Linked DNA regions of Homo sapiens: region 2 is linked to region 1. A link is an interaction called in ENCODE POLR2A ChIA-PET data of the cell type or tissue named here. Cell type or tissue: GM12878. All regions are shown on one strand. Links, peaks and the distances in the headings refer to the core of each region. The heading gives the core; the rest is flanking DNA.

Region 1 (10,370 bases), core at 2,362-7,361:
GAGGCAAGGATCCAGCTGGGTCTTATTTAAGAAAGATACCAGGCTGGACACGGTGGCTAACACCTATAATCCCAGCACTTTGGGAGGCTAAGGCAGTGGGATTCCTTGAGGCCAGGAGTTCGGAGTAGCCAAGAGCAGCCCGGGCAACAAAGCAAGACCCCATCTTAGAATAAAATAAGATACTGTTGGCCAAGCAAAGTGGCTCACGCCTGTAATCCCAGCACTTTGGGAGGCCGAGACAGGTGGATCACTTGAGGTAAGGAATTAGAGACCAGCCTGGCCAATATGGTGAAACCCCATCCCTACTAAATATACAAAACTTAGCTGGGTGTGGTGGCACGTGCCTGTAGCCCCAGCTACTTAGGAAGAATCTCTTGAACCCAAGAGGTGGAGGTTGCAGTGAGCTGATATCTCGCCACTGCACCGCAGCCTGGGGTGACAGAGCCAGACTCCATCTCAGAAAAAAAGAAAGAAAGTTACGTTGCAGGGTTTGCAGGGCCTCCTCAAACCCTCAACGATCCCACTAGCAAAGGCAGAGCCACCGCCCGTACCCCACTGTGAAGGGACCTCATGGACAAGGCAATTGTGACTGTATTTCTGATACATTTATTAGTGGCCCGCTTGTTCCGAAGCCCGGGACCTTGGAGCCTCTCTAGATTACTGGAGTAATGCATGCATACCTATGGTTAGGTCCGGAGTCTTTCTGAAGAATAGGGAGAGGGATTGCTGAAGAGAGGCAAGGTCTTTCCTCCCCTGCTTGGCCAGCCCAGTAGCCTGGATCTAGCACCTTAGTTCTGAATAAAATATTTCAGGCCCTGAGTGGTGGCTCGTGCCTGTAATCCCAGTGCTTTGGGAGGCCAAGGTGGGAGGATCACTTGAGGCCAGGAGTTTGAGACCAACAATATAGCAAGACCTCATCTTTACAAAACAATTTTTAAAAATTAGCCAGCTTCCCGCTTGAGCTCAAGAGACTGAGCCTGCTGCAAGCCATGATGACGCCACTGCAAACTCCAGCCTGGACAAATTTAAAAAAAATTTTTTTTGCAGCTTCAACAGCCAGGTAAGCATTCCAGGGCCTCTCCCCTTGGCCCTAGGCTATGTGCCAGCCCCATGCTTCCCACCTTGCCTCTCAGACTGGCTTCCAAACAGCTCAGCCATGTTAGGCAGTGCCCCTCCCACCTCTGAAGAGAGTGGAGATAAGAGGAAAAAAAAATGCCAGCTGCTCAATTATCGAGCACCTACTGGGCCCAGGCATCTCGCTAAGTATTTGATATGTATTCCCTCTGTCTTTTTTTTTCTTTTTGAGTCACGATATCACTCTGTCACCCTGGCTAGAGTGCAGTGGCGTGCTCATGGCTCACTGCAGCTCTGACTTCCCCGGCTCAAGCAATCCTCCTACCTCAGCCTCCTAGTTAGCTCGGACCATAGGTGTGTTGCACCACCATGCCCAGCTTTTTTGTTTGTTTGTTTGTTTTTGACAGACACAGTCTCACTATGTTGCCCAGGCTTGTCTTATCTTTTTTTTTTTTTTTGCAACAGAGTCTTGCTCTGTCACCCAGGCTGGATTGCAATAGAACGATCTGAGCTCACTGTAACCTCCACTTCCTGGGTTCAATAGATTCTCCTGCCTCAGCCTCTTGAGTAGCTGGAATTACAGGAGCCCGCTACTAACCCAGCTAATTTTTGTATTTTTAGTAGAGATGGGGTTTCACCATGTTGGCCGGGCTGATCTCGGACTCCTGACCGCAGGTGATCCACTGCCTCAGCCTCCCCAAGTGCTGCGATTACAGGCATGAGCCACTGCACCCGGCCTGTATTATCTTTTAAACCTCACAAACAACTTGAGCAAACAAAGGCTCAGAGAGGTTAAGTAACTTGTCTAAGGATAAACAGCCAGGAAGTGGCAGTTAGTACTTGAACTCACGTCTGTGTAACTATGAAGCCCAGGCTCTTGTCCAACCTCCTGTATTGCCTTGTCTTGCCTCTTGCCAGAATGGCCCTGTTTTTTATACTTTATTTACCTCATTACTTCCTGTGTGTGCTTCACAACTCCCCTGTTCCCCTGGTTCTCCCTTCAGTGTGAACATCGTCTCCTTCCTAGTAGCCAAATATACGTGTACCTTTTGGGATCTTCAGTAACCCTGTCTTGGGATAGTCTCCCCACCAGCACCAGGTCTTGCCATCTGACCATTTGCCAGTTCCCACCTCCCCTTCTCTAAGAGACTTCAGCACACACCTGGTGGTTACAGGTGGGGACAGCAGGCATCTGTGCAATGCTGGCTGATTGATAATGGCCCTCATTGCCTCCTCTAAGAAGAAAACACAGCTGTTGGGACCAGACACATGGAATGGTGTGGTTGCTGTGGGTGGACCAATGATGTTAGCATTTCATCTTGTGACCCAATGACCCTTCAGCTAGCACAGGCCAACCATAGGACTACGGAGGGTTGGATCTGGACACCGGGATTAGAAATGACTGAGAAAGGCCGGGCGCGGTGGATCACTTGAGGTCAGGCGTTCGAGACCAGCCTGGCCAACATGGCGAAACCCCGTCTCTACTGAAAATACATAAATTAGCCAGGCATGGTAGTGCGCACCTGTAATCCCAGCTACTCAGGAGGCTGAGGCAGGAGAATCGCTTCAACCCGGGAGGCGGAGGTTGCAGTGAGCTGAGATCATGCCAGTGCAACTCCAGCTTGGGTGACTGAGCAAGACTCTGTCTCAAAAAAAAAAAAAGAAAAAGGGGCCAGGCGCAGTGGCTCACGCCTGTAATCCCAGCACTTTGGTTGGCCAAGGCGGGCGGATCACGAGGTCAGGAGATCAAGACCGTCCTGGCTAACACGGTGAAACCTCGTCTCTACTAAAAAAAAACACACACACACACAAAATTAGCTGGGCGTGGTGGCGGGTGCCTGTAGTCCCAGCTACTCGGGAGGCTGAGGTAGGAGAATGGCGTGAACGCGGGAGGCAGAGCTTGCAGTGAGCCGAGATCGCACCACTGCACTCCAGCCTGGGCAACAGAGCGAGACTCTCTCTCAAAAAAAAAAAAAAAGCAAAAAGACTGAGAAAGTAGCCTGTACTTAACGCTTTACATAGAAAGAGGCCCAGCTATAGCAGGGGTAGGGAAAGAGTGAAATACTGTTTGAATTGATCCCTTGGACAGTATGCTCCGAGGTTGTCAGGAGATGCATCTGGTCCAAGGATGTGTGCTTTTTCTCACTCTGTCCCCCTTATCATTCAGCCCCTGCACAGGTTCTTTCTTTCCCTCCTCTCTGACCCATGAGCCTCTTTCTCAATTTCATACCAACTTCTTCTGACTCAAGTAGGCTGTGAATGTCTGTCTCCCCATCCTAAGCTACTGCCTGTGTCTTCAGACTGACTGTGCATCCTTGTGGCCAGTTTCGCTCCTGCCTTCTGGAGTCTGCTTCCTGCCAGGAGGCCCCTCCCCCTAGGAATGTGAATAAACCATTTCCTCTGTCCTCCCAGCTCCAGAGGATTCCCTGTGTGGTATTTTTTATTTCTTGTGTCTGAACTTCCATTGGCAGACCCCTTCGTAGGCTGGCCCACCCTTGGCTGCTACAGAATTGAGCTTCCCACCCTTCAGTTTCCTCTGAGGGTGAGTAGTGCATAACTAGAGGTTCCCAGTTTGTGAAAACACATTAGTCTGAGTTAAATTTCTTGTGGCCAATCCTGGAGGTTTGGCTCATTAAAGATGATAATTAACCCATTGCTAATTGACCTCAGAAGCCAGCCAAGCAGCCTGTATTTTACCAGCCTTGGTGTTGGATTTGTAGGCTATTTTAAGGTTTCTTAATAATCTCAGAAAGACTTCATGTTCCTGTCTGCATCTTATTTGCTCTAAGGACATTCTGTAAAATTAACAAGCTATAAAGTTTGATTGAAGGTTTCAACAAATGTGAGAATAATTGGCTCCATTTAGAGAAACAAGAAAAACAACCTGTAAACTTGAGTTTGTGGGGGGAAACCCGTGTGATTGTTCTCTTTAACCAGAGGAGCAGTAGCAAGCTGGACTGTTAAGACTAGAAAAAAGAACTGGCTGATAGTACAAGTTTAAACTCCGATTTCTCCAAACCAAAAATTCAGAAAAAGAAATTTTGCAAAATGACTAGTAACCATGGTTGTGCCTTCCAAGAAGCCTGTTTGGAGAAAACGGGGACCAGGTAACGATAGAGCGAGTCCCTCACTCCCTAGAGCTTGCATCCAGGGTCCTGGCTCTCCAGCCCTTCCTCATATTCCCTGGCTAGATTTGGAGGTTTTCTCCCTTCCCCGGGGCTGCCCTGAGGTGTTAAGTCTTGCAACTCAGAGCACATGAGTATGTGATACCTGGTGCTTAGTTCCCGTTCTCTCTTACCCTCCCTACCTTCATAAAGCAGCATATAGCTCGTTTTCTCTCCCCAACCCCCCTCCCCCGCCGGGCATCTCTACCCACACTGTGCTTGTTCCCTACCGAGTGGCTGTGAAGAGTCACCAGTTTTCAGAGAACACCATTTTTTCTTCTTTCCTTTTTTTTTTTTTTTTTTTTGAGACAGAGTCTCGCCTTGTTGCCTGGGCTGGAGTGCGGTGGTGCAATCTCGGCTCACTGCAACCTCCACCTCCCAGATTCAAGCGATTCTCCTGCCTCAGCCTCCCTAGTAGCTGGGACTACCACATGTACTACCACACCCGGCTGATTTTTGTATTTTTAGTAGAGATGGGGTTTCACCATGTTGTCCAGGCTGGTCTTGAACTCCTGACCTCAGGTGATCTGCCCACCTTGGCCTCCCAAAGTGCTGACATGACATTCGTGAGCTACCGTGCCCAGTCAAGAAACACCATTTTTCTTTACTTCTCCACCTCTCCACCTTAAATACCCCAGAACAGTAACCCAGTCTACTCTCTTGACCTAGAGGTTTTCTCCTTTGTTCCTCGCTCCCCTTGGCTCCAGCCCCTACTTACCCGATGCTTACATTATCTCTCTCTAAGGAACTGAGCCTAGGAGAGAACAGCCTCCGGTATCGCCTCTCCACATCTCACTTTCAGTTTTCCTTTCTGCTTGGTTCTTTGCGTGTGGACTTGATTAGAGTGATAACTGGAGCCCTAAAGCTAAAGGTTTCAGTTCCTGCTGCAGTGGTAAGCTGCCTCCGACAATCTTCAGGGGAAGGGAAAGGGGCTTTCTTTCAGCTCTTCCCTGACCTAAAGCCCCAGTTTTCTTTCCCAAGCTGATTGAAATGATTTGTATGTGATATTTTGTCAATTAACTTGGGAATTCTTGACAATCGCCTACACAGTGCATCTCCCTCCAGAAGGGTCAGGACTGTGACTGAGAAGGTACACCGCAGAGGAGAGGTCCGTAGGCTCCCCAGGGTGTTCCCTGGCTGGCGGCCCTTTTAGTCGCCTCTATCCCCAGTCCAGCCCCACGTGCTAATGTAGCCCAGGAAGGGAGCCTCTCCCGCCCAGCTCTTTCTCCTCTGGAGGATCCAGAGTTTGCCCCCAGAGCTGCGATATACATGCCACTTACATTCTCTGGTTTTCATTGATATAGAGTGGAAAAATGTGCTCACGAGCAGAGTTAACTGTGGGGATGATGTCACAGACTTCATCTGGAGTCCTTCCTCTCCAAGCAGGGAGTCCAGCTTTAACCCCTCTCCTACCAGGAAGTCCTCCTAGACCAAGCAAAGATCATCTTGGAATTGGCTTTTTGTCAGTGGTTTGAAAGGCTTCTTTCATTATGAAGTCTCTTATTAACTGTATTTAAACTGTCTTGTGTTGCTTTTTCCCTGACTCAAGTGCTGGAGGCTTTGTCTAGGAGAATATTCCCGTAAGTCTCCTACAGAACTCCAGCATCAAGAGAGCGGTGGTCCTCTCCCCAGTGGGCTTATTCCCCCCAAGTTAAGACAGAATGCTTTTGCAGACAGGCCAGTGAGCTACAGACAGAAGGTTTCTCTGTGCCTCTGGGCAAGCCCTGGACATTCTGCCTCTCAGTTTCTCCATCTACTAAAGAGCTCAGACTGTGCACTTCTCACTCCCACAGTACACTTTACACAGCTTTGACCATCCTCCCTGCTGCTTGGATTGCAAAGGACAGGGTACTCTTCCAAAAGACAGACAACCTTTCTCTCTCCAAACAGGTAGAATCCTTTCCAGGCCTGTTAACACCAGGTCAGAGACCCCAGTAGATCACAGCCTTTTGCATATCAGCCAGCAGTTGTCCTTGTCCTAGAGAAGGAACTAATAGCTATGACAGACACAATCCCCAAGGAAACCAATTTCCTTCTAAATGGGGCGGAAATGAAAACTGGGAGAGGGCTACTCCTCGTTGCTTGTGTCCATGGAATAGGCAATTCCCACAGACCCTGTAAGGAAGTGCTGCAGGTGGCCTCAGGATGTCCACATCCCTGGGTCCTGCTGTGCCCTGGAAATCCCCATCTCCAGGAGTCCCACATCCACACATGTGGCTTTTCTCCCTGTCGGCCAGAAACCATGCTTTCTTAGCCACGCAGCATACCATGTAGCCCGTGCTCTAGCAGCAGCAACACTCCTGCCCGCCTGTCTGTGCATGTGTCCGTGGCACACTCCTGTCCTGGGCAGGTTTCCTCTGCACACTTAGCAGGGGTGCCAGTGTACCTCTCATCGTCCAGGTGAGGCCAAGGACAATTGCAAGCTTTTCCTCTGTCCTCTTCTCACTCCTTAGCTCCCCTCTCCTCTCCATTCAGTGGCAGCAGCCTCACACCAAGAAGGAAAATCCTGGACCCATTACATAATTCTCCATAGTGCAAGCAGTAGCTGGGGCGTAAGGTCAGAGGTCATAGTGGGGTCAGGTGGCTGACACACACTGTAACGACAAGGTGGTTAAAATTAGACCACAGAGAGGAAACTGGCAGTCTTGTGGAAATGCAGAAGTTTCCTATGCAAGTGAGAGGCTGGAGATGCAGGGAGGCCACTGTGCGTGCTGCCTGCCAGGCTATTACTCATTTCGGCTCTGTTCTTTAATGCCTTTTAGCCCCTGCTTCTGTATTTCTAGCCTTCCTCATCACATGTTTGAATACACGCAATGGAACCAGGCTTACCTGCCCTGGGCCAAGACAAGCTTCCCTTCTCCTTCACGGAGGCAAGCCCAGGACCAGGCACCCCAAGCTCAAGGGGCTGAACTTTTTCTAAGCCCTTCTGGGTAGCCGAGAACCTTCTACATCAACCTCTCAGGTGAAGGTGGTCAAAGTACTTAGCTTGAGATTCCAGCCTATAATGGTAACAGGGCCAATGGTGAGAGAAAGCAGAGAACACTCCTAGACCGTGTAGGAAAGCGGGGTTGGCTTTTTGGTGAAGGTGGCAGAGGATGCAGCCACAGAGCACACAGTTGACCGGTGTGTGCCGCACTTTCCTGGGCAGCCAGCCTGCACAGCGGTGCTCATTTATTTCCACTGTCTTAGAGAACATGGGTCATGCCTGCTTCATCTGCTCTCTGTGGTACCCAGCCGAGCTTCCCTGGGCTGTCCGTCTTTACTGTGAGCCTACTGTGTGCACAGCTTGTCCTTACAATTCTTGCCAGTGACGTACGAAAACGATGAGATTTAGGCTTTGCCACCAGAGGGGTTGCTGTCCACATGAGAGAGAGAACACCTGCACCTGTAAAATGATCATCAGTAGTCTCCAGGTTAGTACTTCCCTATGTGCTGCAGATAGAAGGCTTATTACTGTGAAGTTCCTTTCACACTAAGAAACGAGGATGCATTAAAAGAGAGGCAGGGGCTAGTCAGTGAGGATGAAGGGGCCGTCCCCTGTGGCACGTCTGGCCACGGACGTGTGTTTCCCATGTGGAATGGCCTTCAGCTTTCAAGCTCCAGATCCAGCAGGGCCCCTCTCCCTTGGTGAGCACTCAGCCAGTAGGGAGAAGAGGATGCTGGAGGCTAGAGATGAAGAGAAGGGCACACAGGGGCAAGCATGGAGGAGAGTGTGAGCCAAGCAAACGGGTGTGGAGGAGAGGGCATGCAGGTGTGGTGCCTCCAGAAGGGGGGCCCAGACTGGGGGACGGTGGACACTTAATCTGAGACACTTACACATTTGACTGTTGCTCAAGATACTGAGTTTCATCTCAGCTAAATCAGCCCAAGCTTCTCTGACAGCACTGACTTGTGTGCTGATGTGGCCACATGGGAGCAGGTTGGCGTAAACGTCAGAAAGAGTATAGCTTTGGTGAAACATCCCCACCTGCTCTGCCTGTCTCTCTCCTGACAATTTCCTGCCTGACTCTAGTCTCTTGAGCATGAGGAGCTCTTAGATAGGGCAGGAACCTGTCAGGGGAAGCCCAAAATGATCTGGTTGAAATGAAACAGCCAAGAAAGCCCTTAGCATTCAATTTGCACTTGGGCTGAAAATTCTCCTTTTGGGAGTCTGGAGCAGGGGTGCTGGGAGAGGAGTGGAGAGTGGCAGCGAGGGGCCCCAGAAAGCTCTATGCTGTGAAAGCACTCCACTCTTCCCTCTGCTGGTTCTAGACCAAACTTAGAAGATATGTCATATATTCTGTTTTGTATCAGGACCTTACTCAAATAAATGTAAGGCACCTGTCACTGGTCCCTGGGGTTGTCTGCTGCCCCAGAGATAACCTAAGGAGAGATAACCTCAGAAGATCTTGATCCTCAGCCTGCCCTGGGCCCTCACTTACCACCTGACATGCCCTTGTGCCCTCCGCACCCCGTCATTCATTCTGACCCCCTTGCCTGGTAGCTTTGACACAGTTCCCCTGTGCCCCTCAGCCGGCAAGCAACATCTCGTCTCCATCTTCCCTTTCAGAAAATGCTGTTTTTCTTCTCTCCCTCTCACCCTGTAGGTTATTGCAGCTGACTGCAAAAGGGTCACAGTGCTGAAGTATTTTCTGGAAGCCCTTTGTGGACAAGAAGAGCCTCTGCTGGCATTCAAGGGTGGAAAGTATGTGTCAGTGGCACCCGTCCCAGACACCATGGGAAAGGAAATGGGAAGCCAAGAGGGAACACGACTGGAAGATGAGGTACTATGCGGGAAGAGCCCGCTGTGGCAGAGGGAAGGCCCCCTCCCCATTCTGCTCGTGGCTTCAGCTTTTCCTCCTGCTTATTTATGAGCACAGAGAACAGCGTCTGTGTTAATGTGACCAGCCAGCTTCTCGAGAGTGTGCTCTGATGGTGCCCCTTCCTGCCAGTCCACCCCGGTGCCTCCATCCTACTCCACTACGAGTTCCAGATGCTTCTTTTAATGCTGCATTGAGGAGAAGGGAGGAAAAGAAAGAAAGGAGTTGAATAATGTGCAGCTCTCGAGGCTTAGGAAAGGGAGAGGGGGGTGGTCAGGATCAAGTTTATAGATGTGTGGAGCCCAATGCAGCACAGGCCTGAACTCCAGCCTCCAGCACACGTACAGGAAGAGCTGACATTGCTGGCCCTGTGTGGAAAATCACCCCTCCCCTGCCCTACCCTCCCTCCCTTGTTCCCTCCCTCCCTCCTGCACATCCTGATGTGATTAAGGAATTCTCCTCTTGTTTGTTTGCCCTTGGTTGTTCCTGTAGCCCTTGCTTCACTCCAGACTCGTGTGTGTGTGTCTGTGTGTGTGTGTGCGCGTCTGTGTGTGTGTGTGCGCACGCGCATGCACATGCATGAGCCTGTGTACCCGCCCCTGCAATAGTCCACTGGCAGTTGCCCTGCCCTATATATTGCCATTGCCTATTTGTGTCTTTCTGGGAGTGATTGTTGATGTGGGTCTGTGTGTGCTGGGTTTGTGTGTCAGTTTAAGTAAACACTGCTGCCAGCTTCCCTGCTCTCTGTGGGTTCTGAGTGGTTGTGAGTGTGATGTTGTTGGAGCATGTATGCATTTAGTATCACTTCCAGCTGCCCTGCTGTGTGTCTGGGTGTGGGTATTTCTGTCTGGATGTGTGTTCACACACACCTCACTTTTACCTGAAGGTTGACTCTTCTTTTTACCCCACAGTGTTAAAGACAAGAGACTTAGGTGGGAAGGAACATGGGACTAAGGGAAGGGACGGAAGCGATTCTAGCCAGGGGCCAGGTCACCCATAGGCCAACACAGTCATTTGGCCTGCAGCAGTCTCAAGCGCCCGGTAGAGCAGGGCGGGGTACAGGGATGAAGTCAGCAACAGGCCAAGGAAGCCAGATGTCAGCTGGAAGCTGTCGTTTGTGATCTGAAACAGTGATAGAGTGGCCACCTTTGGATCAGAGTCCTGAGAGCAGCAGAGTCTTGGACTGGCTTCATTAGAATAACTGGAGAGCCCCACCCCACCCCTGATGACATAGGGCTCAGCTTCCAGGACAGAGGTGGTTCCAGGGATAAAGCTGAGCCTAGGATTCCAGACTCTCCAGATGAAACCTGGGCAGAGAATAATGGGAAAGAAT
Region 2 (5,000 bases), core at 1-5,000, 130 kb before region 1:
AGGCTCACTCTGTCACCCAGGCTGGAGTGCAGTGGTGCAGTGTTGGCTCATTGCAACCTCTGCCTCACAGGTTCAAGCAGTTTTTGTACCTCAGCCTCCTGAGTAGCTGGGATTACAAGGGCATGACCACACCCAGCTTTTTCTTTTTTTTTTTTTCTTTTTTTCTTTTTTTTGTATTTTTAGTAAAGATGGAGTTCACCTTGTTGGCCAGGTTGGTCTCGAACTCCTGACCTCAAGTGATCTCCCCACCTCAGCCTCCCAAAGTGCTGGGATTACAGGTGTGAGCCACTGCGCCTGGCCTTAACTCACCTGTATATTTACTGTTAAATTCACTTTTGCATTTCAGACCCTCTATCTGGGATCATTTTCTTTCTGCCTGAAGTATACTATTTATATTTAGAATGTATTTAGTGAAGTTCTTTTGAAGGCAAATATTCTTCATTTTTTTATTTGTCTGAAAATGCTTTATTTTACCCTTATTCCAGTAATAGAATTCTAGCCTAACAGTTACTTTTGCTCAGCCCATTGAAGATAGGTTACTACATCTTTGGGCTTTCACTGTTGTTGATTAAAGTCAGCTATCTGTTTTGTTTCTCTTTTGAAAGCAGCCTGTCTTTTCTCTCTAGGTGCTTTCCAGGTCTTTTTAAAATCTTTGATGTTCCACAGTTTTGGTGATTGGTCTAGGTTTGGATTTTTAAAAATTATTCCTGCGAAGTATTTGTCGGGCTTCATGTAACCTATGAGGTTGGTTGGTTGGTTGGTTGGTTGGTTGGTTGGTTTTCCTATCAGTTTTGGAAAACTCTTAGTGTCTTTTTTCAAAGACTGCATCTCCCCATGCTTTCTCTTCTCCTTCTGTGACCCTGATAAGACATACATCAGGCTTAGTTTTTGATGTCTCTTAAACCTTTCTTTGATTTTTCTGACTCCCTTCTTTTTGTGCTACATTCCAGATAATTTCCTTAACTATCTTTCAGTTCATTGAACCTTTCCATAGCTATATCTAACCTTCTATTAAATATGCCCCATTGACAATGTTTTTAATTTTAATAAATTTTTTATTTCCATATATTTTTTAAATCAAATCTGCTTTGACTTTCTTTATGGTTTCTTATTTCCCAAATATACTTGTGAGCTTGTCTTTTATTTCTCTAAAATATATTCAACATGGCATTTTAGAGACTCCATAATCTGAAATGGTGTATTTGGGGTGTAGCCTTGTGGGACCCTAGCTTTATGATAAGGATCTTGGCTGTGTCCATGCAGCCTTGGAAAGCAAAGCTCGAGTTCATCAGGTAGCAAATGTTCTTAGGGTAAAGGCTGTTTGTAATGCCACACTTACCTATCTGGTTTCCCATCTTTATTCAATCTCTGACCAAAGGATTTTCTTTTATTTTACTAGCTCACGAATGCTTTTCAAAAAGATGTTTAACATACTCTTTTTTTCAGAATAATGAGCTGTTTGATTGGGAGAATGGATCTAGGTGTCTAGTCTGCCGTACTACCAGAGGAAGCTGGGATTTCCTTGTTCCATCAGACTTACTCAGACTTTCTTTCTTTTCTTTTCTTTTTTTTTGCTCTGCCTGTGATGCCCATGAGCAGTGTGACTGGGCACCTACATCCAGGGTGGCAAGGGCATGTAGTTTGCTCTTCCAAAGATTAGTTTCTTTTCCAGCTCCTGCCCATTTACAGCTCAGTCTTATGGCAAATGGTGTCATTGGGCTCACATTTTTTCATTTTTCCAAGAGGTGTCCAGTGTATAGAATATCACTTAGAGGGCTAATTGGGTGGGGAAGAAAGATCAAAGGAGTGGAGAGGAAAGGCTGCAGCTGAAGTGATAGGAGCCATTTATTGACAAAAAGATGTGAGTTAGAGATTTGGAAAAGAGTACTCTGTTGTTTCAGCTACATCACATTATATATCTGGTGAACCTTGCTGGCCCATGAAATCCTTTCCATTAGTCAGGGTTCTCTGTGCTTTTGTTCTTGACTACTGCTGTTCTTAGTGCTATTCGGTTTGCTTGTATGTCTCAGTTTCCTTTTCAGAAGGCAGATTGTCGTCTATTTAGGAATGCATTTACTGTAATTGGAGTGTTCTGGCTTGTTTAGTCCCCTCTTCAAATATAAGACTCATATCTTGAAGCTTATGTTCAGAAAATATGCGCGTGTGATCCCTTTGCCCCAAGTGCCAACAGCAGATGTAGCAGTTGACACGCTGCAGGGAATTTCCAACTGCTGGGCAGGTTTCTGAAATCCGGACACGTGCTGTTCACACTTTGGCTTCTGAGGCAAGGATCAGTGGTTGAAAGAGGGGAGGAGCTGGCAGGGGACTGCAGGGAGAAAGATCTTATAATGCCTGCCCAGGGCTTTAGGCTGTGTCAGCTTTCTGCATCTCTTCTCCAGCTGGAGCTGGCAGGGTCGAATAAATCACTGCAGAGTAGTTATGAGCCCAGCTCACCAGGGACTTCTTTGAGGCACACCTGTGACGTCATCCTGTTATCACTGTCTGTTCCACATAACCTCTTTTCACCTCTCCCCTGAGAGAGGGTGATGCCCAGAACTCATGTCAGGGCAATGAGCAGAGGAAAATGTTTCGTAAGTATTATTTTTCAGATGCCTGCTAGGGATACAGTTGTAGGCCATTGACACATTCTTCAATATTCCTCATTGGAAGAGAAAACCTGTGTTTGCAAACATGGCCTGAATACCCCTTGTGGATAAAACTTCTTTTTAAACTTGGAAAGAAAGTCTTGAAACTCCTAAGTGGTCTCTTTTTGTACCCCTTACCTCTCTCGTTCCTTCCCAAACATGCACACACAGACACATTACATACAGAGTCTGCTGTGTTCAAAATCCTTCACTGACTTCCCATTTCACTCAGTGTAAAAGCCACATTATTTACAAGGCCTTCATATATGGACCTCTTCTCCTGCCCCCCCCCCCCCCCCCCGCCCCCGCATTGCCTCTCTCTGAGCTCATTCACGACTGTTCTCCCCATGGCTTGGTTACTCTGCTTCAGCCACACTACCCTTCTTGCAAGTTCTCTGCTAAGCTGGGGACTCTCCCACCTTTGGCCCTTCGCATTAGCTGTTTTCTCTGTTTGGAATGTTCTGCATCCAGCCATCTGTCTGGTGAATACCTCGCCTCCTATAAGTCTTTGCTTAATGTTACTTCTGTGAGACCTGCCCCAACCATCCTATTTAACACTGCTGCATTCTACTCCAAACCTGCACTCTTTATCTTCCAATTCTATTGATTTATTTTCTAAATACTAGATAATTAATGTGTATATGTTTATTATTTATTTTCCTCTACTATTCTGCAAGAATGTAAGCTCCCTGCTTATAGGGGTCTCTGGTCTGTTTTATCCACTGATACATTGTGAACATCTAAAACAGTCCCTGACCTGTTGTAACTTCTCAGTAAACATGCGTTATATCAAGTTCAAGTCAAAGAATAATTTGAGGCCAGGTGCCGTGGCCGACGTCTGTAATCCCAGCTCTTTGGGAGGCCAGTGCAGGTGGATCACTTGAGCTCAGGAATTCAAGACCAGCCTGGCCAACATGGCGAAACCCTGTCTTTACTAAAAAATACAAAAATTAGCCAGGCATGGTAGTAATCCCAGCTACTTGGGAGGCTGAGGCAGGAGACTGGCGTTAACCCGGGAGGTGGAGCTTGCAGTGAGCCGAGATCACCCCATTGCACTCCAGCCTGGGCAACATTGCAAGACTCCGTCTCAAAAAAAAGAATAATCTGTCAGCAGGTCAGCCTGGACAATGAAGATTGAATGGCAAGGGCAGGGGCATCTGTTAACTAGGTTACTGCTCATAATCTTACTGTCTTTCCTTGTTTTTTGTTAAGGTGACTTTCTTGAAAGCATAATTTCCAAATGCATATTTTACATCTGGCATTAAAGTAAAATCCATTAAATGTGCTTTGGTATCTACTGTTGTATTAATCCTTTCTCATACTGCCATAAAGACATACCTGAGGCTGGGTAATTTATAAAGAAAAGAAGTTTAATTGGCTCATAGTTCCACAGGCTGTACAGGAAACATGGCTAGGGAGGCCTCAGGAGAATCACAATCATGGTGGAAGGCAAAGAGGAAGGAGGCACGTCTTCCATGGCTGGAGCAGGAGGAAGAGAGTGAAGGGGGAGGGGCTACAGACTTTAAAACAACCAGATGTCCCGAGAGCTCCATCAGGAGATAGCACCAGGAGGATGGTGCTAAACCATCAGAAACCACCCCAGGATGCAGTCACCTCCTACCAGGCCCCACCTCCAGCACTGGAAATTACAATTCATCATGAGATTTGAGTGGAGACACAATCCAAACCATATCAGCTCTTAACCCTGGAGTAAATATCATTGGGGCTCTGGAAAGTAAATTTCTATAGAACAGCGTAAGTTCAGTCCTTTCTGGTCTCTTGAATCTTTCATCTTTTACTCTCTGTCCTTTCTTCCTGACTAGAAATACTTTTTTATTTCCCTACTCATATATCATATTTTTACATTCACCTAACTGGAGCAATTCTGTCCTATTTATGAAAACTAAATGATTTTTTTTAAAGGATTTAACATTTTGGGTTTCATTGAAAGTACTAAAAAAGGTAAAGTAGAAACCAACTTCTGGCAGTGACATTCTTTCCTATACGATGTATAAATATTCAAGGAGTTTTTACACAGTTGAAAAGATACTGACTATACAATGTTTGATTCTACTATTTTTACTTACAAGTATACAAAGCTATAAAATTCTTTGTAAACATTTGTAATTTACATACAAATAATAGTAATGGCAAAAAGTGCAATTACTTTTGTACCAACCTAGTATAAACTGAATCATGTTCTCATATGAATGTTTTTATTGTTATGTATATTCACTGTGTTGCCCAGGCTGGAGTACAGTGGCATGATCATAGCTCACTGCAGCCTCGAACTCTTGGGCTCAAGTGATCCTCCTGTCTCAGCCTCCCAAGTAGCTGGGACTACAAGCGCATGCC

Evidence for each region. Peaks named below come from ENCODE experiments on the same cell type or tissue, not always from the same donor. Only the 100,000 strongest peaks of a DNase experiment are listed, where the experiment ranks them.
Region 2: POLR2A ChIA-PET joins it to region 1 with 12 read pairs; 11 of 35 experiments call an interaction of 5 or more read pairs at or near these places.

The regions. Positions count from the first base shown.
Region 1 is chr17:2,084,356-2,094,725 of GRCh38, reverse strand. SMG6 (SMG6 nonsense mediated mRNA decay factor) reads left to right here. Exons shown (of 19, transcript NM_017575.5): 14 at 8,825-9,001. It overlaps SMG6-AS1 (SMG6 antisense RNA 1), which reads right to left and starts at 4,988. Exons shown (of 2, transcript NR_199038.1): 1 at 4,957-4,988. RefSeq lists enhancers at 4,857-4,936, 4,967-5,066, 5,087-5,186, 5,197-5,376, 6,738-6,787 and 1 more. In GM12878, for the core only: no CTCF peak of the experiment used is centred there; DNase peaks (open chromatin) are centred at 5,055 and 6,915; H3K4me3 peaks cover 2,217 bases; H3K27ac peaks cover 4,323 bases.
Region 2 is chr17:2,220,496-2,225,495 of GRCh38, reverse strand. All of the region lies in intron 10 of SMG6 (SMG6 nonsense mediated mRNA decay factor), which reads left to right. Among named protein-coding and RNA genes, the nearest start is that of SMG6, 81 kb to the left of the region's middle. In GM12878, for the core only: no CTCF peak of the experiment used is centred there; a DNase peak (open chromatin) is centred at 2,305; H3K4me3 peaks cover 1,538 bases; H3K27ac peaks cover 2,428 bases.